Linked DNA regions of Mus musculus: all the other regions are linked to region 4. A link is a loop called in an ENCODE intact Hi-C map of the cell type or tissue named here. Cell type or tissue: left cerebral cortex. All regions are shown on one strand.

Evidence for each region. A loop is a pair of places that touch in the nucleus more often than their neighbours do. Peaks named below come from ENCODE experiments on the same cell type or tissue, not always from the same donor. Only the 100,000 strongest peaks of a DNase experiment are listed, where the experiment ranks them.
Region 1: a loop joins it to region 4, with 2.2 times the contacts of the local background. A loop is called at or near these places in 5 of 42 quality-filtered maps.
Region 2: it touches region 4 in a loop (3-fold over the local background); 2 of 42 quality-filtered maps call a loop at or near these places.
Region 3: a loop joins it to region 4, with 2.3 times the contacts of the local background. A loop is called at or near these places in 2 of 42 quality-filtered maps.

What each region holds. Positions count from the first base shown.
Region 1 is chr12:85,515,129-85,523,128 of GRCm38, reverse strand. No RefSeq gene overlaps it. Among named protein-coding and RNA genes, the nearest start is that of Gm32296, 10 kb to the left of the region's middle. In left cerebral cortex, no CTCF peak of the experiment used is centred here; a DNase peak (open chromatin) is centred at 3,378; H3K27ac peaks cover 541 bases.
Region 2 is chr12:85,504,888-85,512,887 of GRCm38, reverse strand. No RefSeq gene overlaps it. Among named protein-coding and RNA genes, the nearest start is that of Gm32296, 21 kb to the left of the region's middle. In left cerebral cortex, a CTCF peak has its summit at 4,453 (motif pointing left); a DNase peak (open chromatin) is centred at 4,455.
Region 3 is chr12:85,659,758-85,667,757 of GRCm38, reverse strand. It overlaps the pseudogene Gm33312. Among named protein-coding and RNA genes, the nearest start is that of Batf, 23 kb to the left of the region's middle. In left cerebral cortex, a CTCF peak has its summit at 4,658 (motif pointing right); a DNase peak (open chromatin) is centred at 4,675.
Region 4 is chr12:85,593,934-85,601,933 of GRCm38, reverse strand. It overlaps Jdp2 (Jun dimerization protein 2), which reads right to left and starts at 2,518. Exons shown (of 4, transcript NM_030887.2): 1 at 2,320-2,518. In left cerebral cortex, CTCF peaks have their summits at 3,063 and 7,436; DNase peaks (open chromatin) are centred at 1,997, 2,648, 2,968, 7,297 and 3 more places; H3K4me3 peaks cover 3,678 bases; H3K27ac peaks cover 4,283 bases.

The DNA of each region.
Region 1 (8,000 bases), 79 kb after region 4:
GGTGACATCGCCCCCAGCTTGCCAACTTGGAGGAAGTCAGAGGACACTAAAGTCACCATGGCCCAAGCCTTGGCCAATCTGCCCCACCTCTAGCTCCACAAACAATCCCTGTGTATTCATGAAAACCTGGTGACCCTTCTACCCCACTCCATCTCCTCAGAGACCCCTCCCACATCTGGTGCTGCTCTTCCATCCGCGGGAAACAGGAAGGCCAGTTTCGATCTGCTATGGGGTGTTGAGGTATCCTTGGTACCAGGCCTGGAAGGGAGGGACATCGCCAGTCACTTGGTGACCTCTCCAGCTGCTTCCTCTGCCCTTTCTTTGGCAGAGTACCAGTCTGGAGCTTTCTGGAATCTGAGTCTTTTCTGCCAAGGCCTGGGAAGAGGCTGTCCTAAGCACACTGGTAGAGCCTGCCCCTCTGCAGACAATTAGCCCAATGTCCTTAGGTCTGTGGTGCGCTCATTCCATACATTGTGCATACCTGCCCCTAGCTGCCCTCGTCAATGGAGTAACTGAGTGAACAGACTGAAGAAGATGTTAAGTGCCTGTGAGAAAGCCTCTCTCCAGGAGTCTGGTGAGTGGGACATGGCGCCTGGTAGCTACCTGTTCTGCTAGGATGTTCTGTGATCGTTTAGTTCAGCTTAGCCTTTTTCATCTTTCTTCCTTGATACCAGCCCCTCTCCCTGCCTCCATTCCTGCTTCATCCCTTCTCCCACTTTCTGTCCTTTGGATGAAACTTCCTATACATCAAGGGTACTCAGTAGAGCAGAGGGGAAACACACACACATACACACACACAAGCACACATGCATACATACACGCATACACACACATACATGTACACACATACACATTCACACACATACATACATACATGTACACACATACACATTCACACACACATACATACATATACACACATACATACACACACACACACACACACACACACACACACACACACACCTGTTTCTCCCAGTCCCACAAGTTGTTTCCTCCCACAACTCTGCATGACCCTAATGAGTGGTGTGTCAAAATGTTTTAGGGGTCAACGCTAAGTGGGAGCTTGGCAGGCAGGCTAGTGAAGAGCAGTCCATGTGGAAAGCACAGAACATCAGAAGGACACAGATGTGAGAGCCACTTTGGCCTGGCTCCTAATCCACTCTGGCTTGTGCAGTGTCCTTGGCTAAAAGACTCAGATCTGAACTAACCCAAATGTCCATGTTTCCTTCCTGAAATGCTTGCACGGTTAAGGGATTTTTCTGGATTTGCCAAACACATCCCTGGGGATTTCAAAATACTGCCCTTTGAGTTGGTGCTCATTTGGTGCACATCTATTAGGGAAAGGTGACACAACAATGTCAGGAATTTGCTTCAGAACAGGGTAGACAGCCAGTAGGCAGATGGGGCCCAGGCAGGAAATAATGGCCCTGAGTGACACTGCTTGTGACTAGGAAGGGACATCCAAGTTCTTTCCACTCCTCTATGTTTTTCCCCTCACAAAATGCAAACTTCAAAGTGATGCTCAGGCTATCAGCATGCGGGAAATAAAGTCACCAACAAAGACTGGCAGACTGAATAGCTGTTGAGTCTGGGTGATGGTCACACACGAGTTGGCTCTTTATTCGCCATCTTTTTACTATGTTTAAAAGCTATCATAATGTTTAAAATATGTAAAGTTTTAGGGCTGGCAAGATGGCTCAGCAGCCTGAGAGCCTGACTTCAATCTTGGAGCACACATGGTGGATGGAGAGAACCAGATCCTGCAAGACGTCCTCTGACCTCTACACATGCGCTGTACTCCCACGGGCCTGTGCGTGCATGCGTGAACAGACAAACCAGTGTATGTAAGAAGAACAATGGCCCAGTGCTGTGCACACGACACATGTGGCTCTGGGGCCAGCATGTGCTAAGGAGCTGCTTGTGGTCAGATCTTGCCTCTCACTGATGGGCACACAGAGATAGATGCTCTGGGAAGCAGGCTTCCCTGGCTAGGCAAGGCTGCTTCACACCTCTGTGCCTTCACATGCTCTGCCCTCCACATGGGCCGCCTTGCTCTGGCCCACCTGCAGGATTCTCTCTGCACTTTGATCCTTTCTGAGTGTGTGACCAATGGGGTCATGCTGCTCACCTTGAATTCCAGTTCATGCCTCACCCTACAGCACAGCAGACAGATACACACACACACTCGGGGAGCATGCCTCACCCTTCAGCACAGCAGACCCCCCTGGGGAGCATGCCTCATCCTACAACACAGCAGACCCCGCCCCTGAAGAGCATGCCTCACCCTACAACACAGGCTTTGCAACATTGTGACTTCAAATCCCACCAACTCGTGGTTTATGGTGCAAACAGTATCAGCCCCCCCCCCCCCCCCCCCGCTGTTCTTCTTTAAGGGCTTCAGTCCCTTACTCCCAATGTCCTCTGGACTTCTTTCTCTCTCTGTTGATGCCTGAAATTGAGTAAGTCCCCAACTGATCACATTGTCTTTTCCCTAAATTGATTTCTCCAATGCTTGAATAGATGAATAGATCCCTCCTCTAGTTGCTCAGCCCCCACAATATGTACCCTACCCCCCACTTCTCTCTCCCCTCCGAGTCCTTCACAGATCCTGGAGACAGCCAACCCTTTCATTTCACAGCCCAGACGTACTCAGGGTACCCTGACCTCCCAACTAATGAATTTATTTGTGTATGTATTTGTTTGTTTCTGCTTCTTCTTTTTCCATTTTCATGTATGTGGTGTGCACATATGTAGACGTATATGTGTGTGCCATGCACATGTATGTGTGTACAGGTGCATGTGGAGGCTCATTGTTGATGCTGAAAATAATCCTCAGTTACTCTTCTACCTCGTTCAATGCGGCAGGATTGATCAATCAAACCCAGAGTTCTCCGATATGGCTAGCCTAAAGAGCGAGTTTGCTTTGGAAATCACCTATCTCTGCCTTGGTCTGCTTTAGAACATTTAGCATTGACATGGGCTTCAAAGATCGGAACTCTGGTCCTCACACTAGCATAGCCTACCTGCTGGGCCATCGCCACAGTCCCTACTGGTCTGTCCCCTAATCTTGCTCACCTATCTCTACCCCCCAAAAAGAACCTCATCTTTCTAAGCTGGACCTTCTATCATGTCAAAGGAAGAACTTTCACTTCCTTCTCAAACTCCTTAGCATTTGAGGCGGCTTCCCAGGTTCAATGCAACTGGCCTCAGCCTGACTTGACCCCCTATAATTTCTCTGTTAAACCATCCCACATCCCAATATACACACAGTAAATTCTAGCCTCTTAAAGCTACTAGTAGTTTCCCCACATGCCTCAGTCTTTCTGTGTGGCACAGACAGTATGACTCACCGAATACCATGTGTGACCCAGGAATCATTGCTAGCGTGGATCACTGAGTCACCCAGGGAAGACAGTTGTGTGCTGAACTCACATCAGATTTCAGAGGGATAGGAAGCAAGCTTTTCTCAAATTGAACTACCGAGACACTGAGAGCCTGTGGTTCCCTCTTCGCTGGTGTCACTGGTGTTTGGTTTTGTGAGAAATGGTCTCACTCTGTAGCCCACGCTGGCCTCATACAGCAATCCTTCCCCAGTACCCTCAATTCTGGGACTGCAGCTGTGCACCAAGCATTCTGCCATTCCCTATGGCTGCATCAGGACCAAGCCTGGCCTTGCTAGATTTCACTCTACACCCTGCTCCTGTAAGACCCCCGAAGCTGGGCCTCCGCTCAAGTCCCGAGATTAGTTGGCCAACACCCCAACGTCCCGAGAGATAACCACACCTGATGCAAACTGCAAGAGGTTTTATTATCAGCTAGCTGAGGACGAACCCCTCGAGCCTTTCAGGGCAGGGGAGTTCGACCCTGAGGGAGCGGTGACAGTAGGGGGCTTTTAACAGGTAGCTGAGGAATGGGAGGAGTTGGGAGGAGAGTTGGGAGGAGTTGGGAGGAGTTGGAAGGAGTTGGGAGGAGTTGGAAGGAGTTGGGAGGAGTTGGGAGGAGTTGGGAAAAAAGTTGGCTACAGCTCCTTTCTGGCGAGGGGAGAGTGAGCTGCAGCCTCCTCTCCAGTGTCTATCTCCATGTCCTTGTAGGTCTTCCTACAATTATCTCATCTCTAGCTGTAAGGCACAGAAACAAAAAGGCTTTTTGCTGGCTATAGAGAACAAAGAGCTTCTTTCTGGCTGTATTTTTAGAGATCAGGGAAAACAAGTTTGGGGAATGTCCAGGGGCTTTACCTTCCAGGGAGAAATGCTCTAAGTCGGGGTCCCACACTCCCTACCTAGACACCATGTGTTTGTCTAGTGGGCTTCAGTGTGAGTTCTTCCTAAGAACATCCTTACCTATCGGCTTCAAGAGGCTAGAATTTACTGTGTGTTTTGGGATGTGGGATACCTCGACAGCCTGACACAGGATGGATGGGCTGGAGGCCAACCTGGGCCACATAACAAGTTCCAGGCCAGCCTGGGCTACATGATAAACTATCTCAAACAAACAAACACACAAACAAAACTAGTGAAAGAAGGAAAGAAAGAAAAGATATTCAATTTTAGGTCCACAGATTAGCATACTAACTCCTACACTCTCCTGGACACTGAAGGCTTGCTGTTTTTACTTGGATTCAATCTTTAATCCCTCTGAGGGTGCTATAAAAATAACGGAAGAGTTGGGAGAGTATTAAGTTCCTCTTTCAAATGACTTATCCTCAGCCAGGGAAGTTGAAAAATGTGCAGACATGTCCTTTCCTCTACCCCTTCCCTCCCTTTGAGGTTTCATCTCCACTACCTGTTGTCATCTCAACATCTCCTCTTAACTCGGCACTAAACCAGCAGTTAAGTCACCAAGGCCATAGCTGTCTCACAAAGCCACAGTGGAATCAGGTAGCTAGAAGGGCTCAGGGGTGGGAGCTGCAGGGCCCCACTCTGTCACTGTCAGAAGCCTGCGGCGGCAGGCAGGCCCCTCAGCTTCTCCATTTGTGATTTGCAGTGAAGCCAGGAGCTCCAGTCTCTGAAGATTCAGGCAGAACAATGCAATTTTCTGTAAGTGTTACAGCGCAGGCTGGGCAAAACCCTGGGAAATCAGAGGAGAGACAATAAAAAACAAAAAACAAAAAACCGACAACAAAAAAAATTAACACAATTCAAGGCAGCTATGATCTATCAAGCACAACTCAAATATAAATCTCTAATATATATATATATATATGTGTGTGTGTGTGTGTGTGTGTGTATGTATATATATGTGTATATATGTATATATATATATGTATGTATATATATATATATATATATATATCCTGTCCCAGGTGGAACCTTTAGGAATCTGGACTTTGTGGGAAAACTGAAAATAACAATTAAGATCTGAGCATGGTGGAACAGGCTTGTAATCGTGAGTCCCAGGCCAGCCTGAGCTACTTGAGGCGCTGGCTGTAAACTAATCAGTGAAGACAATGCAGAGCAGGTGCTGTGTTACCCAGGCTAAAGGGGAGCCTTAAGAATGTTGCAATCTCGAGACTTTCGAAGAGACCACATGTGATACCAGCCTTGGGAAGTTGGCTGGCTCTGTGGTACATTCTACAGCCATCGCTGCTCAGAGTCCTTACAAGCCACACCGCACGAGGTCAGTTGAGAGCCGCCAACTATCCTGCCGAAGATGGCAGAGCCGCCAAACGGCAGAGCCAGAACATAAACTCAACTTTCACGTCAGAGCCTTGTTCTAGATGACCTCATTCAGACTAGCCCGTGACCTGCATTGCTTACTGTATGACTGAGACCCCCAAACCAGCGTTCACGCATGTTGGTTTCAGTCTTGTACTCTCTCCCAAGGTGGAGACCCGGGAAGGTGCGTGCTCGGTGAGGTTAATAGACCTTGATACAAGTGAGGCAGGACACTGTGGGGAGGTTCCTAATTGCACCATAATTCAATTTCACCCAAGTCATTTGTGTGTTCTCATTTTCCTTCATTGTTGGCTTTTATGTCTCACCAAAACGACATGAGAGATGCACATGTGAGTGTTTTAGGACTAGGACACATTTTGAGGTTAATTATCTCTGGAAGCTGGATGGAGAAGCTGTCTTCCATAAAGCTCTGATGACCAAGATCATGAGCACTGTCAGTCCTAGGTTGGCTGTGTCCACCACATTGTTGATAGCTAAGTCTCTCTCTCTCTCTCTCTTTCTCTCTCTCTCTCTCTCTCTCTCCCTCTCTCCCTCCCTCCCTCCCTCTCCCTCTCTTTCTCCTCTCTCTTTTTTTCTTTTTGTTTTTTTTTGTTGTTGTTGTTGGTTTTTTTTGGTTTGTTGGTTGGTTGGTTTGGTTTAGTTTAATTTGGTTTGGTTTGGTTTTTCCAGACAGGGTTTCTCTCTGTAGCCCTGCCTGTCCTGGAACTCACTCTGTACACCAGGCTGGCCTCAAACTCAAAGAGATCCACCTGCCTCTACCTCCTGAGTGCTGGGATTAAAGTCATGTGCAGCCACTACCAATTGCTAAGTCTTTTTAGGCACGGTTTTTGTGGCTTTATTTTTTCCAATTGGCATTAACATTTTTCAGTGCATTTTAAACACTTTCGTGTCCCAGACAGTCTTAACCCTTCTCTACAAACCCCATTTTCTAGAGGTAAATGTCGAGGGTGACAGAGGCTAGGTTCCTTGCTCTGGAGTCAAGGTCCTACAGAACTATTCAATTGCACAGACAGGTTTCCTGTGTCCAAGACAAAAACATAGTGCACTGTGTTCTTGCGGAAGTACAAAATAGGTGTGTCTATCTCATGGAGTATCTTCGTGACACAGCCCTTCTGAGTCTCAACTGTCTTACCTGTACAGCATGGTAATGGGACAGTGCCTAGGGGTGACAGTGCCTAGGGGTGACATCAGACATGTAGCAGCATCCCTGGCATCTTCCAAGCACTTGACAAGACACTTACCAGCAATGACAATATGGATTCATTGTCTACCCCTTACCATGCTAAGTGCTGTACAAAGGGCAACTGGCTGCCACTCAAAGCCAAGCCCAGAGAGGACTTAGAGCCGTCCTGCATCCTGGCCACCGCTTGGCATGACATAGGCACTCTTACCCTGCTAAGTGCTGTGGGACCACATCTCTTCTCCAGTTTCTGTTCTCTTTCCCCTTTTACATAAGGTGACAGTTGCCTTTAATCACCAGTGTGACACACTGGGAAGAGAATCTTAAGGAGGAATTTTCTAGATCAGATTGGCTTGTGGCATGTCAAGGGGCCCGGTACTATCTTGATTATCTTAATTGGTGTGGAAAAAGACCCAGCTTAAAGGCGGGCAGGACTGTCCTCGGGTTTTGGTCCTGACTTGTATGTGATCTGAGTGGTAGGTATGTAAGCATTAGCGTTCTCTCTGCGCTTGACTGTGGATGTCAATTATTTTATGCACAGCACTTAGCATGGTCTTGGAGGCAGGAAGATGATGATGATGACGACGACGACGACGATGATGACAAAATAATTTTTTAAGAGTTCAGGACTAATCTGGACTACAGAGTAAGACCCTGGCATACACATCCCAAAGTCTCTGAGGGCTGGAGAGATGGCTCAGGATTTAACAACCATGCACTGCTCTTGCAGAGGACCTGAGTTCAGTTTCCAGCACCAACAAGGAGACCTGATATCCCTGGTTTCCTTGGGCATCAGCATACAGTGTATCTATGTGCACATGTGTGCACACATGCATTTACACACACACACACAACTAAGATAAATAAATAAAATATATATGTATTTCACTGGAGGTACAATTCATTTCTGAATGGGAGGACAGCTCTTTCTGGAGGAAACGATAAGTGTTCAAAACTCTTTAGAAGGTACATTGGCTTAATAGCCCCAAGGGAGAGAGAAAATAGCTATTTCCTGGCAGAGCCAAGTAAATGCAGCTGACTTCACCGACAGCTGCTGTGACCCCTGACTCTAGAATCAGGACATTACGGTTCAGAAGCAAAGACTTTGCAAGCAACTAACAGCTCTGCTGGTCACCTGCAAA
Region 2 (8,000 bases), 89 kb after region 4:
TACTTAAGCTCAGTTCCCTGCCATTCTTCCTTCGGATCTCAGAGTACCACAGAGGCTGTTGTCAAGTGTGTTTCTAGAAGCACGTCTCTACCTTTTAATAGTGCTGTGACCTTGGGAAGTTCAGTTGATCCATTTTAGGCTAATTTAACTAGTTTGAAATTGAAAATAATAAAGAGCAGTATTATTTCCTAACAGGGATGGATAAATAAATAAATACCATCTTTGGACCACCTGTTCCCACCCTTGGGCTAAAATGCAAGGTCTTCCCCACTTGAAACCCAGGCTTACTGAATCAGAGCTGTTATACAAGGGCCCAGAAATCCGCACTTCTAGAAAAATCTCCAGATACGTCCTTTCCATGGGACATTAAGCTACTCTCACAAGGTTTTAATTGACAGGCGAATTTCCATTTAAAAAAAAAAAAACCCCACCCTCAGTCTTTAGAGACTGGCCTTGTCTGAGGTCAAGGATCATTGTCCACCAGGTGACACTTAGCCATTACCCCTCAGATAAAAGCCTGAGGCTTATCAGCCCAGCAGACGTAGAGATTCAGTAACTGTGTAATATGCAGGACTCCAGCAGCTATCACCACAGCCAGCCCAGGTCAGGTACCGAACTGAGAGCCTTTGGCAGTATATCCATCCACACATGGTGCCTGCCGGGGGCTGGTGAGCTTTACCCAGGAGATGGCTGCAAAACCAGGCCTGGATGATGCCTCCTGAGTATATAGCTATCAAAAGCCTCACTGAAGCAAAGATGCTAAACCACATGTGTAGCTGCACCCTCTAGTCTCCTCTTAACTCATGCCTCTGTCTTCGGGCTCTTCAGGAACCTTCTCTGGGTTCACACAGAGGGTCCCAGTGACTTCCTACCCACGAGAGAAGATCTGTTCTTCTTGCTGTGGTTCTCAGACACTTATACTGTTCCTTTGCAAGTCAGTTTGCCTTTCTGGTCCTTTGCTGATGTGCCCCCAATCTGCTTAGTTCTCTCTTCTCTCCAGAAGTCACCTAGTGGGTTACAGCTAATTGAGCCTCATGGCAACCCTCTGTACAACACAGGCTATTGCCAAGGCTATTGGATGCTCTGCATGAACTGACAGCAAGGCCTTACTGCTGAAGACAACACCTACACACCTTGCTGAGAGTGGGAACTCTGAGCTGATGTCTGTCTAAAGCCTTAGCCTGCAGGCTAATGTCCATGGTCCTGGGAGATACTCACAGAGATTGAGGTGACATCCACAGGACTCGCATGGGTCTGGACCAGATGGGGTCCCAGCACGAAGAAGTGGACTTAGCCCCATCCCTAGCCCAGAAGCTCTTCTTACTCGATAACCATTCATAAATGAAAAACTAGCTCTCTCCAGTGACGTCTCCCCGGAAATGCAAACCACTCTAAGAGCAGGTCCATGCCCAGCAGTAGATGGTCAGCACAAAATGAGCTCCATGGCATCTTTGGAGATTCTTTGTCTCATAATGTTTGCCTGTGCATTTTGTTGTTGTTGTTGTTTTGTTGTTGTTGTTTTTCAAGATGGGGTTTCTCTGTGAAGCCCTGGCTATCCTAGTACACTCTCTGTAGACAAGGCTGGCCTCAAACTCAGAAATCCGCCTGCTTCTGGATTAAAGGTGTACACCACCACTGGCCAGCTTGGGTGTTTTTGGGTTTGTTTGTTTGTTTGTTTGTTTAATTATACTGTTCCTTTGCATATATGGCTTCTGGTTTTGTGTTTTTATAGAATTCCTGTGAGAAACAATGTGTGTTTGTACATCTATATGTGTTTCTCGTGCTTTCTCTTTGAATCTCTTCTGTTTATTTGTTATGACCTATTCCACTTGTTTGGTTTTGTTTTATCTTTTTATTTTTTTTAGATGCCTCTGATTTCTAATAAGAGACAGAAAATATGTGAATTCAGATAGGAGGGGAACTCATAATCAGAATATATTAGATGGAAAATCTATTTTCAATAAAATAAAAATAGAAAGAAAAAAAACTAAAGAACTCACTTGGGAGAGGACTTGAGGCCAAGGCCCAGTAGCAGGTGCTGAGCAGATCCCACCACATGGAATCTGAAACAAAGTTTGGAGCATACCCCTTCTTCCTCCAGGGAGTCCAACTCTGCGGTGAATCAGACTGAATGTGTCACGGCTGAGCCTCTTCCTGGTCAGGCTTTGTCACTTGTCACTTGGCCTGTCCTGGTTCTCTCACTTCCTCACAGCCTTCCTCCAGGGAGAAGTCCCCAGGAGTCACCTGTGGGAAAATCCCTGCCTTCTTGGGGTTTTGTTCAGGAAGCTGGAACCAAGACATTCTAGAAATTACCTGGAGGGAATTGACTCCAACTGTAATTCATGCTGGTGAGCTACACAAACTCATCCTTGCATTATGCCAGACATAGAACCGCACTCTCCAGGAAGCAGGACTCAGATCTGAGAGTCAGTCTGTCCAGTCCCATATGTCCATAATGCTATGGAAGGTGTTACTTGGTGCCTTATCCTGTCTTAGTTAGGGTTTCATTGCTGTGAGCAGACACCATGACCACGACAACTCTTATAAAGGAAACCATTTCATTGAGGCTCGCTTACAGTTTGGAGATTTAATCCATTATTGTCATGGCCTCTGAGACCTCAAAGCCCACCTCCAGTGACACAACTTCCTCCAACAAAGCCACACCCATTCTAACAAGGCCACACCTCCAAATAGTGCCACTCCCTGTGAGCCTATGGGGCCATTTTCATTCAAAGCACCACACTTGGGAATGTGGCTTATCTCCTATGCCAGTAGTAAGAGTTGGGACAGTGTCTTTTATTTTACTTAACAACCCCACACTCAGAGAGACAGAGGTAGGGAGGATAGAAGAGATGAGAGAGAGAGAAACAGAGAGAGAGAGAGAGAGAGAGAGAGAGAGAGAGAGAGAGAGAGCATGAGAACCCACTAGTAAAGTCTATAGGGCTCCTCACCTGCAGCAAAACAGGATTAAAAAGCAAGCAGCTGGGGGCTGGAGAGATGGCTCAGGGGTTAAGAGCGCTGACTCCTCTTCCGAAGGTCCTGAGTTCAAATCCCAGCAACCACATGGTGGCTGACAACCACCCATAATGAGATCTGATGCCCTCTTCTGATGTATCTGAAGACAGCTATAATAATAAATAAGTTTTTTAAAAATGCAATGTAAAGTCCTTTAAAAAATAAAATAAAATAAAGCAAGCTGCCAAGGGGGAAGTCCCGGAAGGTCATATTGCCCTCAAACGGCCAAAAGGAGATGCTAAGATGTGGACTGATCATAGTCCTGCTACTGCTGAGCTCAGAATGAGTAAGCTGGGGAATCGGTTTTTTGAATGGAAAAGAGTGTGGCTTTTGATAAATAAAGGTTGGCAGAACCTAGATGGAAGAGAGGAGGAGAGAACCAGGCAGGACAGATGCATGGACAGAGAAGGGAGGTAGAGCAAAGAGAGCCACATGGAGGGACACAGCAACAGAGAACAGATTAATTTAGGTGGGCTAGCTGAGAGACCACTCCAGCAAAAAAGCCAACAGCCTTAAACTACATAGAGATCTCCACATCTTTGTTGTTAAACCATAAGTGGGACTCCAAAATCCTCCAGAATATCTGGTGCACTAACGTGGGGCCTGACCCCAGCTAAGGCATGAGTTCCAGGTTAAAGACACAAGTTCCAGACATGAAAATCCAGGCACAAGAGCATGGAGCGGAGACCTCAGTTAGAGCTGGAGAAGCTGAAATCCCACATCTCAGAGTCAATAATGTATGCTCAGAGCAGACAATCCCCAGAGAACAGAGTTTAGGAAAGCTTAAGTGTAGCAAAAGATATTACGTTTGGAAACAGTAGAAGAAAAATAAGTAGAAGCGTTTTGTAAATATGCATAGATTCTGAAGAAAGGAAAGAAACTGAGTATAGAAGGTCATAGAAAGAAATATTAAGTTCCATATAATAAAGTGAACTCCCCAAAGGAGGAAGAGAGTTAGCAAAATTAAAAATATATATATATTTCCATGTTAAAAGATGGAAAACACTATAGCAGAAGGTACCTGAACCCCATATAGTTTTGTTTTAGTTATTATCATTGAGCTAGTTATAAAAGATGTGCCCTCCCTAAGAAAGATCAAAAGAAAACAGATGTAGATAAGGAGAGGAGTGAATGGCAGAATGCTAAGTTACCACAGGGGGCTGGAGAGATGGCTCAGCGGTTAAGAGCACTGGCTGCTCTTCCAGAGGTCCTGAGTTCAATTCCCAGCAACCACATGGTGGATCCCAAACATCTGTAATGAGATCTGACGCCCTCTTCTGGTATATCTGAAATAGCTATAGTGTTCTCATATATATATAAGATAATTCTGTAATCAACAACAACAAGTGGTAGAACAGGAATTAGAGGCTCTTTTAAATCAGAATAATTTTCTCAAGCCAGGAAAGAGGAATTCCATCTAAAGCCTGTGGCGCCACCTTATGACGAGGTTGCAGGATGGCAGCCCAAACCTGTTAGAAAACCTACCTACAATTCCTGCCAGGTCAGAGAAACTCATAAGGTTATGATGAGTTTGGATGGCAACCCACAGAGATGCTAGATTGGAGGAGATTTAAAGAGGTAATGATAACCTATGACATGCACTCATCCTATGTGAAATAAGTGCTAAATGACTGAACCAGGCAAAACTGTATAGTTCCAAAAGATTGGAAAGATTTAATGACAGCTCTATTGGAATCTGGCCCTCAGCTAGAGTGGTGGACCTGGTGGAGAAAGAAGGTTTCAGCTATGGAGCAATGTAATAGAACTAAAGGTATTAATATTGTCAGAGATCAGTTGCTAGGTCAAGGTGAATAGGCTGAGCTTTGAATGCAGATTCTGATTGGTGATGCCACCTTAGTCCAAGGTCATACAGTAGCTTTAAATGCTTGGGATAAACGTGAACAACAGGGAAATTGATCTGAATCATTTACCAAGATGGCCCAGGGCTCAGATGAATCTTTTGGTGATCTTAACAAAAATTAACTTCCATTGTAAATAGAGCAAAATCAGATCCAGATGCAAGAGAGGTACTAACTGAGTCTTTAGATTTGAAATGCTAATATTGGATATAGAAGGCCATTAAACCATTAAAGGCCAGATCTGCTCCGATTTATGAATGGATTGAAACTACTGTGGATATTGGATTCAATGCTTACAACACTGCTATGATTGGACGACAGGCAATTGCTAAAACATGAGAGCTCAAAATGTCCAGTGCTTTGGCTGTGGAAGACTAAAATGTTTCCTAAAGGATTGTAGACAAACAGCTCCTAAGAACGACAATTTCTGTAATGATAATCCAGAGAGAAAGCATCCTAGAAGATATAAGAGATATGGAAAGAGATTCATAGAGCTTATGTATGTATGTAGATTATCCAGAGATATATGAGGCAATTCCTTACAGCTGGAAGACTGCGTAAGGGTTGTTGTTCAGACCCCTATAGAAAACATAAGCCATTCATTGCCAGTCAGCCAAGAGCCTGTTCCAGAGAACAACTAAAATAATGTAATGCCTGATAAGACAGACAGCACTGCTCTTAGCTTAACCACTCTGATGGATAGAACAAGAGATTTTAAAGGTACCAGGAAACAAATATTTTGGGAAACTGCTATAAACAATCAGAGACCAAAGCTGAAATTACAGTTAGATAGAATTGAGATCGAAGGCCTAGTGGATCCTGGGGCAGACACAATAACAACTTCACAAGATTCTTGGAATCCAATTTGACCACTTTGGAAGGTATCTACCCAGTGCCTAGGAACTGGAACATTGTCTCAGGTAAAACAGAGTCTAAAATGGATTAAATATATAGGACCAGAATGTCAGATAGGAAGAGTAAGGCCAATATGGCATATATAGCCATACATTTATAGGGAAGAGATCTATTATAACAGTAAAAGTACAGATTAACATTCCTTCAACTTCAGGAACAAGCCATAAAATAGGAGATGCTCCTGATAAAGATACTGAAAATGTTATTTAAAAAAAAAAAAAAAAAAACAACAACAACAATTACAGATCATCCAGGCCACCACAGGCAGGACACAGCAAATGTTGGCTCTCTAAATTTATAAGGAGGCCACTGCCCATAGAATACCAACTGCCCTACCATTAAAGTAGCAGCATGATCACCCACAATCACAACAGTTAAATCCTGGGAGGGGAAGCAAGACGGGATGGCCAGGAGCTAAGTGACCTCAGGCTACAGTGAGCATGGTTAGAATTGACTCTCAGGAGGCAGCTTTGGTGAAACAGCTCCCTTTAATGGAGGTAACAAAGGTTATTTAATCTTTTTAAGGGTGAGTATGGGCTATCAGGGTGAATGTAACCTCACTGACCAGGGCCAGGGTGCTGGGAATGCCTCATTAGCATTCTACTGGACATGACCTTATAAGGGGAGAGGAAGTTTAACCTGGATACTGAGCTACTAGACCTCCTCTTGGGGGCAAAGATGGAAACTAAGGGCTATGTGCCCCTAGACATGCAGACCTGGTAGTGAAGGGGAGGGGTCCTACTCCTGCTGACCTCAGGATGAGGTTTCTGGATATTTCTCAACCCTACTCTTTCTCCAGGCCACCCCCCACCCCATCCCATGGCTTCCCAGCCCTACAAAGTAGCAAACCTGTTTGAGTAGAGCAGTGGTCCTTAACTAAGGAAAAGTTTCAGGCCCTAGACAGCTTGTCTAAGTGGTGGTCGCAAGTGAACCGTTCAACTAGGGCAGCTGGAGGCTCAACATATAGACCAACCCACCAGCCCTTGGAATACCTACTTTTATACTTTAAAAGATATCTTTAAAATAAAGAATGCTAACTGATCTAAGAACTACCAATAAGGCAATTCAGCCTATGGGCGGGCTCCTTACAACCTACAGTCCCTTCGACTTCATTGTTACCTAAGGCATGGCCTATTATAGTGATTCATTTAAGAGACTGATTTTTTTTTTCAATACCCTTGCAGAAACAAGGAGGAAAAAGTTTGCTTTCACAAACAAGAGAGGAAAGTTTGCTCTCACTATGCCCACATTTAACCATAGACAGCTGACAAAAGGCCTCAATGGAAAATCTTGCCACATTGCGTCAATATTTTGTACAGCAGCTATTGTAAATAAATCATAAACATTTTTCATAATCTATACTTTATCTTTTTTTTCTTTCTTTTATTGGTTTTTCAAGACAGGGTTTCTCTGTGTAGCCCTGGTTGTCCTGGAACTCACTCTGCAGACTAGGCTGACCTCAAACTCAGAAATCCTCCTGCCTCTGCCTCCCAAGTGCTGGGATTAAAGATATATGCCATCACTGCTCGGCTATACTTTATCATTATATGGATAATATATTGATGGATGATTCTGATACAGATACCTCAGAAAAAAAAGGTTGTTGAAATACAAAGAATTTTGCCTCAGTGGAGATTACAAATTGAGGGAATGCCATTAATTAAATACATCTACAAAAAATTCAACCACAAAAAATACAGATCAAAAGAGATCAGTCACAAACTCTTAATGATTTGCAAAAATTGCTGGGAGACACTAATTGGTTACAACCCATTATTGGATTAACTACTCAAAAGTTAAGTAATTTATTTCAAACTTTACAGGGTGATTCAGACTTAAATAGTCCAAGGAAATCATCAGCTGAGGCTGGGAGAGAACTGGCTCTGGTGGAAAAGAGGTTACAGGAGGCTCACACATGTGAGGTTACAGGAGGCTCACACATGTGAGGTTACAGGAAGCTCACACATGTGAGGTTACAGGAGATGCACACATGTGAGGTTGCAGGAGGCTCACACATGTGAGGTTACAGGAGAAGCACACATGTGAGGTCACAGGAGACTCACACATGTGAGGTTACAGGAGGCTCACATGTGAGGTTACAGGAGGCTCACACATGTGAGGTTACAGGAGGTTCACACATGTGAGGTTACAGGAGGTTCACACATGTGAGGTTACAGGAGGCTCACACATGTGAGGTTACAGGAGAAGCAC
Region 3 (8,000 bases), 66 kb before region 4:
GTAACCTGATGGTAAGGTGGATGGGCAGGTAAAGGCATGCCAAGAGACAGGACTGTACAGCGGATGGGTTTTGTAACAGCCAATTCAGTACCAAGAGCAAAACCTCGTTCTTGTTCTTGTGAGAATGGCCCCATTTCCAACTTTTTGTAATTGACACTTTGATTATTATTATTGTTGTTGTTGTTGTTTTAAGGAACAAGGTTTGCACAACAAAAGCTTGTGAACCTGATAGTCCTTGTAGATCTAGACCTTTGGGTATAGAATTTAGCATTGCAATACATAGCAACAGACCGAACCTCAACAGTTTTTCAAGTCAGGATTTCTCTGTGTAGCCCTGGCTGTCCTGGAACTCACTCTGTAGACCAGGCTGGCCTCTAACTCAGGAGTCTGCCTGCCTCTGCCTCCCAGAGCGCTGGGATTGAAGGTGTGCGCCACCACCCTAGCAACTTTATTATTATTTTAATGACTCAACTACTTCTTAAACCTCCCACCTCCGACACTATGCCAAAGGCAATGGGACTTCAACAGACATTTCAGAGACAGACCACATTCAAAGCACAGCCTCCTGCTTACAAGGAAGAACGGCCGATCTAGAGTCAGACAGACCAAATCAAATCACAGTGCCTTCATTTGTTAATCATGTGACTTTGGACAAATTATTGAAATTTTCAGCGCTTTAGTCTTCTTTTCTAAACATGACGTTGTTGTGGGGGCATGTGGTGTGGAACATTCCATAAATCTACACTTTGGGTGTAGTTGTGAGCCATAGTTACTGCTATCATTAGTAGGACAGCATACAACATCCTTATCATCTGTGTGTGCCTCAAGGGCAGGGCCTCAGGATGTGAACCGGGCCGGGCCCCTAGTTGTGGTGGAACAGGGCACACTTGCTGATGGGAGTAGAGCACACTTAGAAGGTGCTTCTTTCTGACTTTTCCAGCTCCATTTATCATCGTGTATGTGCACACATTTACATATGTGCTTTTAGATCATTGGAAATTTCCAATATTGCATAACTGACCTCAAAAATCAAACACCGGCTTCCAGAAGTTACGTCAGCCACCATTCATAGAGAATCTTTTCTCCCAGGTCCCATTCAAGCACGTTACAATCAGAGTCTTGTGTGAGGCTCACGGCCCCCGGGCAGGTGGGGCGTGGTAGAGGACTCCATTTTATGTAAGTGGAAGCTGGGCTTGCTCAACATTGTGCCATGTCAAGAAAGATGAACTTAATACTGTGAATACAGTCGGGGTACAGCCTGTATCTGGGGTGAAGAATGCCGAGGACAACAGCCGAGATGATGTCCTGGTATGACTTACTGGGCTGATTGCTATTGTGTGTTTTCACGCTGGTAAATGATCTGGTGGTTAAATACTCTGGATTTAGTATCTGGTAAGATACCATAGGGCGACATTGATTTCCACTTCCTGTTGTTGTCCATTTCCTGTCTTCCAGGTGGAGACAGGCTCTGCAGCCTCCGCAGTGACAGACTGGGAAGCTTGTGACTGTCGGAGGGACATGGAGAGTGTCCCACCGGTGCCCCTGCTCCTCCAGGCCCACCTCACTTTCTCAGCTTCTTTGCCAACTGCACAGGGTGAGGAGGGAGAGTTTGGGGGAAACCCCTCTTCTGGTTCAGGTTGCCCTTTGTTCTTCGTAAAGCCCACTGCAAGCCTACTCCTTCAGAACCCTAGATTTTAGTTTGTTTTCTTCTCTCTTTTATGAATCAGCACAGAATTAACCTCAGTGGGATAAGGACCCTTCTAGAATACAGATCTTACTAGGGCCCGTTGCTCCTGGGCCTACAGACTTCTCCACCTTCAGGTTCCTGCCCCATCAAGGGCACAGACCTATGTTTTCTTCAGCCCAGGCCCTCACCAATCAGCCCTTCCTGTCTCCAGGATCCTGTTCCATCCCAAAGATGACCTGAAGAGCCCTCATAGTCAACATACACTATCACGAAGGGGAGAGGCTAGGGGAAAACTGTGGTCCGTCCTGCCCCCAACTCACCTTTCATGAGGCTTACTCTCCACAGGGGCCCTACAGGAGCTAAGCCTCTCTCCCCACCCTACACCAGGCACAGCACCAGTCCCAGGCAAGCAAATGGAGCCACAGTTTTTGTAGTGCCAACGGAATCCAGAAGTGCTTTACCAAGGTCACTAGGCAGGAGGGTGAGGCTAGGATTGGCAAGGGAAAAGGACAGCCATTTTGTTACCACCCTGTATCCAGAACAGGTTTGTAGCCAGAAAAAGGGAGCAGCCTAGTGAGGTACAGAGACCTGAGGAGTGCTCAGAACCCCCAAGAGAGACTGTGTAAGCTGGTTTCAGTCCCAGCCTCACTCCTAATCTCAGCATAGGACAGATTCACTGATGACAATGGCAGAGAAAGGACAAACAGAATGTTTTAGAAACACTAAAAACTGTCTCCAGTAAAGACTTGGGCCAGAATAAACCCTGGTTATTTTGTTAATCCCAGAGTCTATCAGAGTGTCAGAGACATCATGTGACTTGCCTGGATTTCTGCTGAAGATTTTTTTTTCTCTTACCACAATCCCTATGTAAGCTACTGCAAAGATGTTGAGAGTTGAACAATACACAAACTCTAAACAAATAAATACCATCCATTGTTTTAGTATCTCGATGGTGATCGGTTTGGCCACGAGTTCAAGCCTAGGCACTAGTGGACATAGGCTCAGAACAGACTAGAGGGGATTCAACTACATGAGGCTCTCATGGGGGGCCAGGTGTAGAGGCACTGACGACCTGTGACCACACACAGGGTCTCAGTTCCACTCTTAACGAGCAGAAGTTCCAAATCAACCTCAAAGGGCTTTCTAGCCCTGTTCCTAGAGCTGCTGTCCCACGATTCTGAAACTCACTGTGGTGGGGGCGGAGGAGCCTAGGAGACCACTATCAACTGCTTCCTCCGCCCCCTACCCCCCATCAGCTTGCCCACCTTTATCCATGCCACAGTTGCCAGAGCCCTGCTTGTAGAAGGAACCTTATAGGCTGAGAAGTCAGCTTGGACCCACAGTCAGGAGCCTGGTGTCCTGGGAGAGATGCAAGCATAAACATTAGAAGTCTGCCGTAAGAGGGAGGAAGAGGGTGGGGGCTATCCCAGTACACACCTAGAGAGTCAGTTTGGGTGCCAGACCATCCATTGCAGGAGACATGAAAGCAACCTGGTCTGAGGCCCCAGGGCCTCAGCCTGCTGCACAGTGTAAGCCTTCATCTCCCAGGCTCCTTGCCAGGGAAGTGTGACCACACAATAAGTTTTAAGTCAGTGCCACATGAACAGTTCAGAAGTACCAGGGGGAATCCTGGCCTGTATCAGAAGCAATGATGGAAAGAGCCTGGACTCCCCCTCCCAAATCACCCATCTACCAAATGACAGTGCCTCTATGTACCACTGCAGACATGAAAAGAGAGATGCATAAAGCCACCTCCGTGGTGCCTATCTGTGGCGGCAACTGGAATCTCCCTCATTTCAACCAAGTAGGAGTGGGGAATAAAAATATCTTTTTCATTTAAAATATATCAATAAGAGCCATCCCCATCAGGATGGGGCTGCTGGGAGCTGAAACAGAATCAAACTCTACTGTCCAGCTGCTGTGCGGCCTTTGGAAACTCAGCCTGCCTGAATCTTGCTTTTCTTGGTTGCAAAATGAAGATAAGCTATCTCTTCTGAGATGGCTAATATTGTCAATTGGACAGGATCTAGATCTGCCTACAAGACAAGCTTTGGGCCCTAGATTAGATTAGCCTCTCCGGCAGTATCTAGATTGTGTTCCCGGAGGTGGTTGGTTGGTACAGTTCTATGGGCTGGGGTCCTGGGCTGAATAAAGAGAAGAAAAGCTGAGAACAGCACCCACCCCTCTCTGATTTCTGACTGTGGCTGCAGCGTGATGGACTGCAGCCTTGATTCCCCCACAGGGTTGGACAATACAGGTCTGTGAGCCATGGCCACAGGAAAAGCGACTCGGCTCCCCTGCTAGTGGCTGGGGGTGGCACAGTGTGTGTGTGTGTGTGTGTGTGTGTGTGTGTGTGTGTGTTAAATCCCGAAGGCATGCTGGGCGTGGTGGTGCACACCTTTAATCCCAGCACTCAGGAGGCAGAGGCAGGCAGATTTCTGAGTTCGAGGCCAGCCTGATCTACAGAGTGAGTTCCAGTACAGCCAGGGCTATACAGAGAAACAAAAAAATCCCGAAGGCATGATGACAACCCCCCCCCCCCCCCCCCCGGCAGATGAAGGACAGAGAGATGGAGCAATTAGCTTGATACAAAAACGTCTGGGAGTGGAAGGCCAAAGCAGAAACCTCCTCCTACTTCAGGAGAAACACTGCCTTTAGCATTTGGAAAGGTGTGCTTGGTGGACTTCAGCAGTCAGGACCCTAAACAAAAACCAAATGCGGCTCCTCTGTGAGAACGTGGGCTCTCAGCGCCACTACTCAGGCCCTTTCGGGTCTGCAATGAGCTGGGATCTTTTGGAGATTAACAAGATCGACACTTCCACCGGATCTTGAAAAGGGTCACACCCGAGTACCTCACTGAATATAAATGGCCCTCAAACTCGGAAAAGCAAGCCAGTTCTAAGAAACCGGGTTCCTGGGAAACAAAATAGAAATAGAAATAGAAGAAATAGGCAGTTTGAGACAGTAGGCGTGCTGCGGCCCCAGATAGCCACTGGAGGGCAGCAAAGATATTGGTTAGAGGAGGCAAGGCTTTCCCCAGCTCAGAAGGGAATCTTAGCGGGTCTCCAATCTGGCTCAAGAAGCATCCTCTGGACCAAGGATTTAGAGTGGTCCTTAGTGTCGTTGTCAATTACAGAAAGTTGTTTGGGTTTTTGTTTTGTTTTGTTTTTGTTTTGCTTTTATTTATTTACTCTCCATTAGTTTAAATCCGGGATGGGTACAGCATCACACGGATTCTGTGTCCAATGGCCTTTGCAGGAAGGTTGCTTCGGAATTCGACACGAACCATACCACCGTTTCCGTGGGCCCGAGTTACTTTTCCCAGATCACTCTGGGTTTGTTTGGTTTGCCTCCAGGGGTCACTGTATTGTTTTTTGTTTGTTTGTTTGTTTTTTTGGGTTTTTTTTTGTTTTTTGTTTTTTTTGTTTTGTTTTGTTTTGTTTTGTTTTTGCTTTGCTTTGCTTTGCTTTGCTTTATACACATAAGCACATCTCTTGCCTAAGTAGAACTCCGTTTCATCTCGGGCATAAACACCTTCAATTTTAAGAAGAGCTGTGTGCTCTCTTTGGTTCCGGAGACCTGGCTTGTAGCCAGCAAAAATGGCCTTGCACCACAGCCTTCCAGACACACTTGCTTTTAGAAGTCCTGTTCCCAGCAGGCCTCCATAGGCGCCAAAATGGCGGAAAGAGACAGAAAGTTTTGTAATAAGAAATAAGTGAATCAGCTGGGCGTTGGTGACGCACGCCTTTGATCCCAGCACTTTGAAGGCAGAGGCAGGCAGATTTCTGAGTTCAAGGCCAGCCTGGTCTACAAAGTGAGTTCCAGAACAGCCAGGGCTATACAGAGAAACCCTGTCTCAAAAAAACAAAAAAACAAATAAACAAACAAAAAATCAAAGTAGGTGAAGAGAGTATACCCATAGCTCAATCATTGGGGAATTGGAAGCCAGCCTAGACTACTAAACAAGGTGCAGTCTGAAAACAATGTGGAAAAAAAAGGAAGGAAGAAAGGAAGAATGGAAGGGGGCTGGTGAGATGGTTCAGCGGGTAAGAGCAGACTGCTCTTCTGAAGGCCCTGAGTTCAAATCCCAGCAACCACATGGTAGCTCACAACCACCCGTAATGAGATATGACTCCCTCTTCTGGCATGGCTGAAGACAGCTACAGTGTACTTATGTATAATATTAAATAAATCTTTGGGCCAGAGCGAGCAGGGCTGACCAGAGTGAGCAAAGGTCCTAAAATTCAATTCCCAACAAGGTTCACAACCATCTGTATATCTACAGTGTACTCTTTACAAAATAAAAGAAAGAAATGAGCCGGGTGTGGTGGCGCATGCCTTTAATCCCAGCACTAGGGAGGCAGAGGCAGGTGGATTTCTGAGTTTGAGGCCAGCCTGGTCTACAAAGTGAGTTCCAGGACAGCTAGGGCTACACAGAGAAACCCTGTCTCGAAAAACAAAACAAAACAAAACAATTAAACTATTATAATTCTATCATCTAGGGAGACATAAATTTAGATACACACATAACTCGAATTTTTATTTTATAAAACTGACATCAGTCACAATATGCAAATTAGTGATCTGCTTATAAAAACACAACACATGCATCCCCATGTATGTATATGTTTTGTGCCTCTGATGGGTGTGCATAAAACAGTCACCCCAGCGTGTTTTACTTGCTCGCCTTGGACCCCTCAAGGCCAGTGCTTACTGTATCCAGGAGCGCAGAAACGGGAGCAAGGAGGTGTGCGCAGTCAGGAACAGTGTTCTCTCGGGCTGTTGGTGCCTCTGGTGGGTCTGTTTCCTGGGGTCTGTACAGAAGGGAGCTGGGAAGCTTTCTATCTGAAAATACTCCACGGTGTGTGCAGGTGTTTGGAGTTCCGTTGAGTTTCATCAAAATGAGTCACTGAAGGTGTGAACGGGCGGCCAGGTTGAAGGAGTTACCACTTCCTGGTCCCATCCGGAGACACCCTGCACCTCAAACAGAAGCAAGCGCCTTTCACATGGGCTACCAGGCAGAGGCAAACTGAGCCTTTCGCTCTCCAAACCACTTCTTTGCTTACCTCCCCCCCCAACCCCCCAAGCAAAGGCTAAGTTCCTCTAGTCAGCGGCTCGCTGTTGGGTGAGCTTCAAGCCAAAAACCCACTGAAAGTTCAGCCACGCCTGAAGGGAACCTTGAATGACAAGCGAGCCGGTACCAGGTGAAGAGGCCCCACCACCTGCATCCAGGAGCCAGGCTGCCTTATTCACACGGAGAGGGGGGGGGTGTGTGCCATGGCCCCAACAGAATTTATTGTCACATGATTCAGAAGGAGGCCTGTCTGGATTTCAGGCCCTTACATCCTGACTTTCTGTTCTCTGGTAGCAGGGCACCAGACCTTAGCATGACTGACTCCATGATGGAAATGCCATTCAGGCTGTAAAACTCATTGTGAACACACCATCACCTGCCAAAACTAAAACAAAGGCCTAACCCATCAAAGTCCACGGCTCTGGGAAAGTCTCAGAATGTAACTAACCTTACTTTTTAGTTTCTGTAGTTCCACTTCTGGCGAACTGCTCTTGTTAGCTGAAGTATGTCAACCCAAAACATGGGGTTTGTGCTTTAAAAGCCCATCCCAAGAAAGGCTCAGGGCTACACTGGGATCCCGAAAACCCAGTGTTGTCACTGGCTGGCTAATAAAGACTTTCTTTCTTTCTTTTTTCTTTTTCTTTTTTTTTCCCCAGAAACAATGGTGACTTAATCGCTAGGCACAACAACTAGAATCCTAATCTTGTAAGCCATATTCAATCTAAATCTTCTGGTGGCAAATCCGGGTGGATTTACCATATAAATTGGGGGATACTAGTAGCTACATCTTGCCTCTCGATATCCCTGTCCAAAAAGCCTAATAAAGACTTTCTATTGACTTAAATTTGTGTTGGAGCAGTCCTCTCTGGTGACTACCTGACAATGACATGAACTGGTCTAAATGGAGTCAAAGTAAAGATACAGAGAAGTTAATTAGGAAATATCAACTATGCAGTTCAGTGGGAGCAAGAGGAAGGAAGCCAAGAAAGATGATAGCCTTTAGGGCCACAGATGGGAAGATCACCAGGAACTACCACAGTCCCATGACACATAATATATTGTTTTGTTTTGTGGCATGGTCCTATGAAACCCAAGCTGTCTTGGAACTCACAATGTAGCTGAGGATATCCTTAAATTCCTTCAGTGAACAGAGCTAGGAAAAGGCAGAGGCAGGCGGATTTCTGAGTTCGAGGCCAGCCTGGTCTACAAAGTGAGTTCCAGGACAGCCAGGGCTATACA
Region 4 (8,000 bases):
TCTAGCCAGGCCTCCCACCACCAGTGAGCGCAAAGAAAGACTAGAAATTCCAAGCCTAGGTCACTGAGACACTTGTCTCTGCTGAGTCTCGACAAACCACACACACACAGAGGCACACACGAACACACATACACAGGCACACTGAGCTTGGCAGCCCCTGAGCTCAGAGAGCTGGTAACACAAGCCATGAAGCTGACTGCCAAGACAAGCAACAGAAAGAGCCAGGCCCAGTTTCATTGGCCACCATACGTTGCATATGGCCCGGGACGCAGCCAAAAGAGTGTTCTCACCCTCCTCAAAGGCATAGGAGACCCTCTGTTTTCAAACACACCTCCACAGAGCCTTAATTAAAGGAAAATGGAAAAAAATAGCATGCCTGTTGCTCTCCCCCTGCCTGCAGGGGTATTCGCACACAAACCCCTGCACGGTTACTCCTTTTCTCTTCTTCCCACTTTGGGTCTCAAACATAACTCATTCCCGTGGAAAGAAAGTCTGCGTTCTGCTGAAGAAAAGAATAAGAGTTATCCCCAGCCCTGGAGGGTTAGAGGGACCAGGGAGAGTTAGTGCTGAATGGATACAAGGCAGGCCAGCCTAGCGTCTGTGCTCTAGGGTTTGTGCTGGCTTCTTCCTTTCCAGTGTGTGTGTGTGTGGGGGGTGGGGGGGATAATTAGGAAGAGGGAGCGAGGGAGATGGGATGAGGAAGCAGGGCTATGAATTGTAATACCAGTTGTACCTCCATAACAAACCGAGGCCCAGGAGGCCCAGTTCTGCAAGCTGAAAGAGTGGGAAAGGATATCTTGTCAACAGGTGGGAAAGATAAACAGACCAGGAAGACAGGGGAGTTCCCTGGTAGTGCAAAAGGCGTCAGTGGATGAGTAAGGGACACATGTACCGAAGCTTTTCCTAAGTGACACCGTCACCATGATAGACCTGTCTCCTTGGAGATTACTGTAACCAATTTATTGACAAAAGGTTCAGAGGCCATCTCCCCCCAGTCCTTCCTGCAACCTTTCAAACCACCCAGCACCCAGCTCTTCAGGAAGATTCTAGAGCTCCTCTGAACTGAAGCCAACGTGGAAGGGAAACAGAGGAGTCTTTGAGAAATCCATCCTCCCTACTACTTTAGGCAAAGTGAAACCTCTGGCGCCTTAGAGGCAGGAGAATAGTTGTTTCTATCCCCGGACCTCAGGTTTCTGTAAAGAACCCTGCTCACACCTGATCCCCGGTTAAACTCTTCCCTAGAAACCTGCACGGGAAGATAAGCCCGCCATCCAAGCTGAAGCCAGCCAGATTTGCTGAAAAGCAGGGAAAGCAAGAGGGGGTGATTTTTAAACCCTGGAGGGTGGGGGAGACTTGGGGGTGAGGTCGAGGGACGAGGAAGACAGTTGCTAACAGCCTTTGGGACAGGCAGGTACCCAGCTGTGGTACAGAGCCTGTTTCCCATGCTGCCTGAATTAAGATCCTGGGTAGAGTGGCCCAAGATTTAACAATACACAGACCTGTGCCACAGTCCCCTGGAAGGTGCCACTCCAACACATAAGGGCTGGACAATCTTCTAGGGGGAGCTGACTCAAATAGTCGATTGATTCCCCTCTTGCACCCGCCTCTCCACCTCTATCCCCAAATGGCCCATCCATTTCTGCAAATGAGTCAAGGCATCCCAGGCCTGCCAGCTCCTCCAGATACCCAGGCAAAGCCTGTTTCTGCCGCTCCAAGGGTCCAGGAAGCCTAGCCTTCTTGGATAAGAGGGGAGGAAGAGTGCCTTCTAAACTGGGCAGGTTACCTAAAGAAGCCTGCTTACCTTCTTATATAACCTGATGTGCCTGACGGGATCCCAAGGGAACTGGGGACTGCCCCGTGGTTCCCTCCTAACCCAGCCAGAGCCCGCCGCAGCAATGCTCTTAAGCGAAGGAAGCCCTGTTGGTTAGATGCCTTTCTCAATACCCTCCCCTCCAGGTCTTGCAAAGAGAGCTACGGAAGAGGCTGAGGCGCGACCTGTCAGCAGGTCTGGGGCGTGCATGCCCCCTTGAGTCCCCCGCAGTCCCCGGCACAGTTTTCTCCCGCTCACCCCGCCCTCTCCTCCGTCTGTGCACAGCCTCCCAGCAAGAGCACTGGGGAAGGAAAGCAAGGAGGGAGCGCCCCGCTGTCCCGGCCACAGACAGGACTGTCCTGCCCAGCCGGGGAACCACCGGTGGGCAGCGGCTGCAGCCATCCGATAGAGTATTCCGGCCCTGGGGTGGCGGGAGCCCCAGCGGTAGCTACTCCGGGGGAGGCCACCCCAGGTGCCCGCAGCCCCGCCTCCCCCCTCCGTGAACCCACCGTGCAGAAGCCGCTGGCGGAGGCGGCGGCCCCGGGCCCAGAACCCTGCTGCAGGCGCGGTGCCCACTCCGCGCTGCTGCCGCCCGCTGCCCAGGCCCGTCCCGGCCCGGGAGCCGCCGCGGCGCCAGCCCCGCCGCCGCCGCTGCAGCGTCCGCTGCCGCCAGCGCCCCCCGTCGCGGCCGCCGAGTGTCCCTCCCGCAGGCTGTGGCGGGCGGCGGGACGGGTTGCATCAGCCCCGGCTATATAGCGGGCCCTGAGTGGCGGGGAGGGGTCGGGAATGCGGAACCGGCCGAGCTGCCAGCTCCACACGTCAGAGGGGGACGGAGAGGAAGAGAAGGAGGGGACGGGGAGGAGGGGGTGTGGATCGCCCGCTTCACACCCACTGACCTTCACCTCCCCCGCCGCCGGCGCCCTCCTCCCGCCGATGCTCGCGCTCCTCCGCCTGCGGGGCCGGCCCGGGCCCCGCCGCGCTGGTCCCGGCAGCATTGCGGTCCGGCGGCGCGCCCCGCCCGCGGCTCCCGAGAGCGCGAGGCAGCAGGACACGGCGAGCGGTTATGTAAGCGCATCCCCTGCTCGGCCTTGCGGCCGCCACCCCCAAAATGCTACACAGCCCGGGAGGCAGCGACGCGAAGGCGGCGGCCGGATGAGCAGAGAACCCCTTCCAGCTCAGCCCACGCCGAACCATCCTCCTCCGTCCGGTGCGCTCTCCCCCAAATCCAGAGCGAGGGTTCCGCGCAGTGGTGTCTTCGGACGCTGCAGGATCTCGCAAGCTTGTTTTGTTTTTCCGCGGAGGAGCATGGGCGGGGGTTTAAGGCGTTTGGAAGCCTTAATCCCTACCCACTGTCCACCAAAGCGTCCTGACGTCCTGAAGCCATGCGGTGAATGAACGAGCTCCTGAAGTGGAACTGCACCCTGAGGCCACCGTTGTTGTCAGTGGCTGGCCCAGTTTGAGCCAGGGCTCTTTGCCCAACTCCAGCAGGCTTTTGCCTCCCTTTGACAGGACGCAGCAGTGAGCCTACCTGACTTCTGCCAAACCTCCAAAGGCCTTCTTCCTCAAGGACTCCAGGGCCAGCTTCCGTGCTCTCTTCCCACCCTGCTACAGAAGTAGATAGTAAAGAACACTCTAGATAAAATATGACAGTCCCTCAAAGGCGGATTGTCTCAGGCAGAAATGCGTGTGGCATCTGAGAACTATTTGCACACACACATAGACACACACAGGTCTCCATACCCTTGGGGGGGGGGGCAGACCCCCGCCCTCTTTCCTCTTAAATCAGAAAGGAGTGGCAATGTTGACACTCAGTGACCTTCGGCCTCCTTCTCAGAGAGACAGCAGGTCATCACCCATAGAAGAAAGGAAGTGAAAGAAAAAGTTCAAGTCTTCATAGAGTACAAATGCTGAGATCGAAAGACCAACAGGGAGGGAAGGAAGTCCACGCGCCAAGCCGGACAAGCAGGTCTCCACGTGCGTGCCTGCCTGCAGGGAGGAATCGGTCTCCATTTTACCCGTAAGTCTTCCTGCAGGGGGGAACAGGTGAATGGAAAGAAACAGACCAAGCCCTAATGACATCACTGTCCATCTTCCCCGCCACCATCAGCCCACTTCCCTCACAACACTGATGAAAGGAAAAAAAAGAAAGACTCCAAAGGAACACACGCCACAAACTCCGTGGTAATGTGAATCACTCCTGTAGGACATGATTCTCCATCCCAGAAAAGCCAGCAGCACCTTTACAACACACAGAGATCAAAGCTGGAGACTGGGGAACTGGCTCACATGATGCTTCTCCCCTAAGATGAGGATCTGATGTTTATGGGAAAGAAAACAGGGAACAGGTGGAGCATTAAACCTCTGTGTGTCCTCTGGTGGGACTTTGAAAACGCTAAACTCATCTCTGTGCAGGGCCTAATAATTGAAAATGTGTCCTTAAAGCTGCTCTTCTCCAAGGCCTACTTTGGATCATGGCTAGGTGACAGGTGTCCTTCTGGGTCACTACTTCCTCCACAAAATAAATATGCTACAGGAAAGGCATTGGCGTGGGGGCACTAAGGGGTCTTTATTCCCTTTCATCTCCCCAATATCTATTAGGCTCCCCCATTTTGATATAGTTGTTACCCAGTTTTATATTGGATACTATACAAATACAGCTCAGACCTCCCTCCTAGCCACACCGTTTCCTACCAGACCTCTCTGTGTAGTCATTGTTTCTGGGCAAGGCTGGAGGGAAGGCCACAACTGGCTCCTTTGGGCGAACATGCAATCTCCTGATGCAACTGATCTACCTTAGGCTTTTAGGGAAACAGTGGTCTAGGCTAAGGCAGTCTGAATTAGGTGTCTTGTCTCTTGCAACTAAATAAAACAAACAAACAAACAAGTTTCCAATAAGATGCACATCCATGGGCCATCGGGCTGATTCAGAGATAACCACAGACCCCAGATAAAGTGGAGGAAACTAGGAGTTCTCTGGATTGGCCAGGGAGAGAGGCTACCAGAAGCTGACCTGAAACTGGAAGATGCCACCTGAGCAAAGATGTTTACTGATAATAATATTAATGCAAATAAAAATAGAGAGAAATCAAGACACCAATGGAATAATGGTGACACAGTCCCTGAATCTAGCCAGGCCGGTTATATCCTCCTTACCTCGAGAGAATTCATCTAAAGGAATCTGTCAACTGGCTTGTCTGCAGTAACCTGGGTTTCGATGTCCTATTATTTCCTAGCAAGTAAAGTCCTCCTCAATGGAGTGGGTGTTGGGGTGAAGATAAAGCCTAGTTAGTAGAGGGCTTCCTAACACACAAAGTCCCAGCACCAGCACACACTTGGCATTGTGAAGTGCATCTATAAGGTCAGTGTTTTAGTGGTATGGGCAGGAGGATCTGGAGTTCAAGGTCATCCTCCATCACTGCCTTAGTTTGGGTTCTAACTGCTTTAAGGCAATACCACAGAGAAGGCAACTCTTATTACAAAAGCAAATATTTCATTGGGGCTGTCTTAGGGTTTCAGAGGTTCAGTTCGTTATCATCATGGCAGCATGCAAGCAGACATGGGATTGGAGGAGCTGAGAGATCTATCTCTTCATCTGAAGGCAGCCAGGAGGAGACTGGATTCCACACTGGGCAGAGCTTGAGCATAGGAGACCTCAGAGCCTGCCCCTACATTGCCAAACTTCCCCCAACAAGGCCACACCTACTCCAACAAGGCCACACCTCCTAATAGTGCCAGTCCCCATGCATGGGTCAAGCCTTCAAACACAAGAGTCTCTGGGGACCAAACCTATTCCAACCACCACAGCCACATAGTGAGTTTTAGGCCAGCCTGGTATACGTGAGGCTCTAGCTAAGTAGATAAACATACATTAGCTGTTATCTCTTATTTGGATTATCCCGTTTTAAAAGTTAATGGACATTAATGAGTCCCAAGCTCTTTGCAGAGGGAAAGGTGGATTGATGTGGTAAAGCAATTCCCCAGAACTGTCCCTCCAACGTGAAAAGAGGAAGCAACAGTTCTGACTAATCAACCAGTTGGCTCATCTTTACACTCAGTATTTACCGATACATCTGTCATATGCCTGTAACCTGTGACGTGCACAAAGATGCGGTCCCACCTCCCATCTAGTTAGGAAGAATGAATTAAAAGCCAGTAATGAGCAGCAAGGTCAACGGTAGCTGAGAGGAGAGTCCCTGACAGGAACCGTAGGCACTGTGAGAGTCCAGGCAGGATCCCTGCTTCAGTCTCCATTCAAACTGCGCCCACCAAAATTACAATCCGCTGATGCTTCTTCACATAGGATGGAGTTACACCGTGGCAAACCCACCATGAGCTGAAGATTCCGTAAGTCAAAGATGCACTTAATCCATCTGGTTTTACAAAACACCAGGGCTTGGCCCAGTCTACCCTCAGCTTTGCTCAAAACACATATTTTGGTCTACACCCGGGCAAAGAGTTCTAACACAAACGTATTCCACGTGTTCATACTTCATGCAATTTATCAACGGCTGGACTGAAGGGGACAAACAGAGTGGTTTTTATGAAGGCGTGTTAACACCACCATAAAGCTGAAAGACGGTGTATGAAATCCCTGTACGTCAGAGGTCCTGTGTAGCCATATCTGAGCGTCTGCATCGGCCTTTATTACTGTTTCTCCTTGCTGTGATAAATATCTGTCAGGCAGGAAAGGGTTACTATGCCTCATGGCTCAGGGGATGGCATTCATCTTGGTGAGGGAGGCATGGTGGCTGCAGAGTCTGGGCACATCTGGGCACATCAGGAAGCAGAGAGGGGAGCCATGTTGTGTCTAGCTTGCTTTCTCCTGTTTTCATTTTTGTTTGGTCCAGAACCCTGGGCGTGGGATGGGGCTGCAGGCTGCTCACATCCTGGTGGGCATTGTTTTCTCAGTTAAAACTCCCTTGAGTTAATCCTATTCTTTCTGTTCCCCCTCTTCTTCTTCTGCCTCCCTTTTCTCATTCTCTTCTCTGTGTATCAAATATTTCACTCAACTCTGTATTTCTCCCTTCTCTTTAAAAGGCAAAACCAAACCCAGCTGGTGGCATGTGCCTTTAATCCCAACACTCAGAGACAGAGGCAGGTGGCTCTCTGTGAGTTCGAGGCCATCCTGGTCTACAGAGCAAGTTCCAGGACAGCCAGGGCTACACAGAGAAATCCTGTCTTGAAAAACCAAAACATTTAAAAAGCAAGCCAAGGCTGGAGAGATGGCTCGGCCATGAAAAGCTAAAGCTCACAAGGAAAAACTCAAAGCCAGGCAACTTGGGTGTATATCCAGGAGTGAAAGCAGGCTAGTTACATAAGTAGCAAGCATCTACCAATCCACCAACTTAACACACACACAAAAAAGGTTACTCCTCACCACTGTAGGACAAAACTTCTCCTGGGGAGATGCAATACACAGATCTTCCCACCCCAGATAGAGAAGCAGTGACAGACCAAAATAGATACCGTCAGAGTCCAACTTGGTAAACCATGAGTTTTATTGAGGTTACTCACAGGAGCAGAGATGACTCAAAGACAACTGCATCACTACAGCCCACCCCAGCATGGATGATGGGTGACAGCTCACAAAAGCTGGGAACCCGGAGTACATTGCACAGCCTGCAGGCAGCTTAGCAGGTTGCAGAGGGTTCTCTCCAGGCACTTAAGTTGGTCTAATCCTCTTCCAGGCAGCTCCACTGATTGCTTCTTCAAGGCAAGGTGGTCTCAGTTTTCTTTGCTGCTCTGTTCTGTTCTCCTCGGAGGGCTTGTATTTCTTACTTCTGGCAGGGAGGGGCCTAGTGAATCTGGTCAGTTTCAGGGACTTCCTGATGCTCCTTTGAGTTGTTTACCTTCCTGCTTAAAGAGCTTCCCTGCAGGATATAGTGTTTCCATCCGGGAGGGACCTGTTACACAACCCTCACACAAGACAACTATGGATCTAAGTGATTGCCCAGGGCAGCCATCCTACAAGTGAGGGCATGGTATTGTACCTTCATGTCAGCAAGGCCACCATAACTAAGAGAGGAGAGTAGACCAGGCAGCAGCAGCCCAGTCATCTCCTCTTGGAGACCATCACTTTAGCTTCATTTCTTTGGCCAAAGTAAGGTGATTCTTGATTTCAAAGTCTATAGAGAAGAGAACCAGACATTAGTGACCAAGTAATATCTACCACAGCATGCACACTCTTATG